Regions from separate parts of the Homo sapiens genome. Here region 2 is linked to region 1. A link is an interaction called in ENCODE POLR2A ChIA-PET data of the cell type or tissue named here. Cell type or tissue: Caco-2. All regions are shown on one strand.

What was found. ChIA-PET counts read pairs that join two places held together with the same protein. Peaks named below come from ENCODE experiments on the same cell type or tissue, not always from the same donor. Only the 100,000 strongest peaks of a DNase experiment are listed, where the experiment ranks them.
Region 2: POLR2A ChIA-PET joins it to region 1 with 12 read pairs; 2 of 35 experiments call an interaction of 5 or more read pairs at or near these places.

The regions. Positions count from the first base shown.
Region 1 is chr5:101,259,640-101,262,139 of GRCh38, forward strand. The region is part of intron 2 of LOC107986438 (a long non-coding RNA gene); the gene reads right to left. Among named protein-coding and RNA genes, the nearest start is that of ST8SIA4, 360 kb to the left of the region's middle. In Caco-2, no CTCF peak of the experiment used is centred here; a DNase peak (open chromatin) is centred at 1,372.
Region 2 is chr5:101,146,027-101,148,526 of GRCh38, forward strand. No RefSeq gene overlaps it. Among named protein-coding and RNA genes, the nearest start is that of ST8SIA4, 240 kb to the left of the region's middle. In Caco-2, no CTCF peak of the experiment used is centred here; no DNase peak of the experiment used is centred here.

The DNA of each region.
Region 1 (2,500 bases):
ATGATTTTATCAGAGGTTTCCGCTTTTGTGTCTTTCTCATTTTTTCTTTTGCTGCCATCATGTAAGAAGTGACTTGCAACTTCCACTATAATTCTGAGGCCTCCCTAGCCATGTGGAACTGTAAGTACAATTAAATCTTTTTTCTTCCCAGTCTTGGGTATGTCTTTATCAGAGGCATGAAAATGAAATAATATACTGAAGAAGTCCTAAATTAATGAAGAGATATATGTGCTTATGAATTGATATACGTGCTTATGAATTGATATACATGCTTATATATTGTAAAGATGTACGTGCTTATATATTGTAAAGATGTCAGTTCTTCCCCAAATAATCCACTGATTAGATGGAATCTCAAACAAAACTCTCTCAGGCTTTTTGGTAGATATCAATAATACTATACTCAAATTTATATAGGAAATCTAAGGAACTGAAATAACCAAAATACTTGAAAAAGAGAAATTTCTAGGATCATAATGATACAAACAACTAAATATATAAGTAAATGGAGGACAGGGATATATCTCTTCACGACAGAATAAGTCTGAATAACAAATGTAAAATTAATGATAAAAATAGACGATTAGTATTAAAACCCCACATTAATAATTTTCACAAGCAGTGTCCACTGGGATGATGCTAACGTTAGTGGGTAAAAATTTAAGCAGAAAGAGATATCTCATAGCTTCAAATGTCCCTCTCAAAATATTAAATGTTTACAAGGGGAAAAAAGTAACAATGGAGAATCATTGCAGACAGTACCTTAACCGATGATCAAGTTAACATCACCAGTAACACATATCTTCACCAAGAACTACCCAATACAAGAGAGTAGGAAGGACATATCAGAGTTGTGGCATTGTTTCCAATAATATATAAGGTATATGTAATAATGGAGACACTTCAGAAGAAAACAAATTGGAGGACATTCTATAATGTAACTGACCAGAATTCTTCAAAAGTTTCTAGGTGATGTGGTTTGGCTGTGTCCTCACTCAAAGCTCATCTTGTATTCCCACATGTTATGGGAGGGACTTGGTGGGAGGTAATTGAATCATGGGGGTGGTTCTTTCCCATGTTGTTCTCCTGATAGTGAATATGTCTCATGAGATCTGATGGTTTTAAAAGGCAGAGTTTCCCTGCACAAACTGTCTCTTTGCCTGGTGACATCCATGTATACTGTGTCTGTCCTGCAGACTCTGGACAAGCGATGGATGAAAGAAGTATGCAGATATTTTGCGTGAGCGTGACTAAGGGACTGCTCAGCTTAGAGATGCCGAAGAGAGAGTGCAGTCTCGATAAGCCTGAGTCGCTTGTATTTATTCAGTACAGATTTTATGATAAAGGCTTGGAGCTAACACAACCTGTGGATAATTAACATTGTTATTCCCCCTTTCAAGGAGCAGTCTTGCGTGGGGATGATCAAAGGTCAGTTTCTGGACACCATAAGTAAATAAACTTATCTAGATAAACTCCTTTACACTCCCTTGCATCTACTTCTCACCCTCTGCATCAGGGTAAGGGAATTAGCTGCATTCAGCTTTTATTCTCTCCCGAAGCTTTGCAAAACCTCCCGGCCTTCCAAGAGGGTTTGCGTCTTGTCCTAGAAATTTTCTTATAATTTTTCCCACCACCCTGACTGATCTCCTACACATGTAAGATGTGGCTTGTCCTCCTTGCCTTCCACCATGATAGTGAAGCCTCCCCAGTTACGTGGAATAGTAAGTCTATTAAACCCTTTTTCCTGGATAAAGTACCCAGTCTTTGTATTGTATTTATCAGCTGCACAAAAAGAGACTAATACAGTAAATTGGTACCAGTAGAGTGGGGTGCTGCTGTAGATCCCTGAAAATGTGGAATCGACTTTGGAACTGGTTTACAGGCAGGGGCTGGAATAGTTTGGAAGGCTTAGAAGAAGACAGGAAAATTTGTGAAAGTTTGAAACTTCCTGGAGACTTGTTGAATGACTTTGCCCAAAATGCTGATAGTGATATGGACAATAAAGTCCAGGCTGAGGTGGCCTCAGATGGAAATGAGGAACTTGTTGGGAACTGAAGCAAAGCTGACTCTTGTTATGTTTTAGCAAAAAGACTGTCATCATTTTGCCTCTTCCCTAGATATTTGAATTGAGGGAGATGATTTAGGGAATTTAGTGGAAAAAATTTCTAAGCAACAAAGCATTCAAGAGATAACTTGGGTGCTGTTAAAGGCATTCAGTTTTAAAAGGGAAGCGGATCATAAAAGTTCAGAAAATTTACAGCCTGACAATGGGATAGGAAACAAAATCTCATTTTCTGAGGAGAAATTCAAGCCAGCTGCAGAAATTTGCATAAGTAGCGAGGAGACAAGTGTTAATCACAAAAACAATTGGGAAAGTGTCTCCAAAGCATGTCAGAGACCTTTGTGGCAGCCCTTCCCATCATGGACTTGGAGATTTAGGGGGAATAAATGGTTTTGTGGACTGGGTCCAGGGTCTCTCTGCTCTGTGCAGTCTAGAGAC
Region 2 (2,500 bases), 110 kb before region 1:
AAAATCGTTTCAGTCCGTTTATGCCCTCAATTCCTTAAATTTAGAGAGTCAAATTAAGGTCACAACGTACACAGTAAAGACATACCTTTCTGTGTCCTTCTTCCCCTCTTCCCTGCACCACATCCTCAACCAGTCCCTGAACATCAATGGGGTCAGGCTACGTTGGTGGCCCTGTCAAAAATTCTGATTTATCAAAATTTTAAAACTAGAGACTGATGTTTCTTTTACTGTATTAATCCACTGTATTATAGACTTTGGAAATATTTGTGCCTAGTTTTCTAAAGCAACCTTTATGAGCAGTTTCATGGATCTAGCTGTCAAAATTTTTCAGTCTATGCATGCACTTGCTGTGAATAGGTGGCAGTTAATGAAAGTTGAAATCACAAACAGCAATGAATTCACTGATCTTATGCTTTTTCCAATGCCTTGCTTGAGTCTGAAATAATTTTACAGCTATTATTCCACTTCCGGACTTTGATAAAACAAAATAAATGCTTCAAATATATTCTAGCAACAGAGTAAAAAATGGTAGTGTGATTTTATTTTTCTTATCAACATCACATGTATATGAAGAAGATAAATTTCAAGTTCTAAGAAAAGAAAAAATTGATTTGTAACCGAGTTAAACAAGTATGGAAATTCATGTTGAAATTGAAACTATGTATAATACAAATAAAAATTAATGATTGTATACATTTTTCTAACATGAGTAGATATAAATATGATTTTAATTATAATCAGCAGCACTATGGTTATAGGATGAAAAATGACATCATTTTTGTCGATATTGATAAAATAATAGTTGTTGCTTTTCAATTTGGGCAGTATTACTTTCAGTTTAATGTTGGTAATTCTGAGTAGACCCAAGACATAGAGAGGGAGTTGTTCCTCTTGCTGGCTTTCTTCTATGTAAGAGTTACATTGTGAAGCAAATGAAGTAATAATGATTCTAGACTTTCTCCTTAGAAACGAAAAGCAGAATACTGAAAGAATACACCTGTTTTGAAGTCTGATAAATAACCCTCATCTATTCAAGATCCAGAACAAAGGGTAAGATGGCACTAAGAAAGCATGAACAAATACAAGAGAAATAAGACTGAACACACACACACACACACACACACACACACACACACACGCAACTTTTTATGTAAATCAATATAAATGTTAACCTAAAAGTTCACCTTAAAATTTATGTTTAATTTGTTTTTGGTTTACATCGATATCTGTAACACTTTTCTCAAGAGCATAACCATGTTCTATTTTACCTAGCATTCATTTCATTAGATGTGAACGTTGATCCTTCAAAGAAAGGAACCCAAAACAAAAATAACATACACAGCATTATAAAATTAAGGTTATTAAAAAAGACATTTCTTTGAGAACAGTATAGGCAATATACTCTGCAGTGAAGACTAACAAAGTCAGCATTTCCTTTCCTTTTGTGCATTTGGTTTTCTGGACCTTGTTTTTGTTTTTGTAGCTGTATGGTCAAATCTAGTTATATTAAGGCATAACTGTTGTCATTTAAATCCTGTACATCCTCAATCTTTTCTCCTCACTGGCTGTCTTTTAACCATGGCTTTTAAGTACTTGTGTACCAGTATGGTTCTGTGATCTGATTCTGTGTCTCCTGTCAGCTTTCAGACTAGACAAAGCGTTACCATTTTGGCCACCCCAATTACTGCTGATATTGCTCTTCATTGTTGAAAGTTTATCCTTTCTCTACCTTCTTCCACATCTAGGACTCATCTTTGGATATTTCTAACAATAGCTTAACTAATAGATAAAATGTATATGTAATTGTCGCCACAGTATATTGTCTATGACAACAAAAAAGGGACTTCGTAGTTGAAATTTATAAAAGAACTAGTTTTCCAGCAAGGTCACTAGGATAACTGTCCCTCAAACTTGAGACCAAGCTTCCTATATATGATACTGCTTGGTTTCTGCCTTTCAAGACCCCTGTTCAACATCAATGAGGCAATAGCAGAACATTTAAAAGAAAATTATGATTTTTGGATACAGGGACATAAGTTTGCCATTTAACCCTTCATTCAGTGTGTTTACTGTCTCCAAACAAAAGTGAGAAACATTCCCAAATTTAAGATGAAAGTATCTTAAATAAAAATGTATAGTAAGCCTAAGCATACCAATATTTAGAAGCACATTCACTATACTTAGACATTTTATTTTACTTCTACTGGAGTTAATTAAAACAAAAATTGAAAGTAGTCCCTCTATACGAAAGGACAATACTCATGATAATTTTGGCTTTCTTGTACTCTCTTTCCAAGAACAGATGACATTATGAAAAACAAAGGAAGAAAGCCAAACTTATTCACATCTCATGAAAAATCATAGAAAGATAAACATTTAGTAAAAAAAAAAAATTAGAGTGAGAGAAGAATCCAGTGATTAATAAATCTGACACTGTCAGTTACCTATGAGGGAAACAAGCCACAGAGTTGTTTTTGACCTAACTAGTGCAGCACCCAAA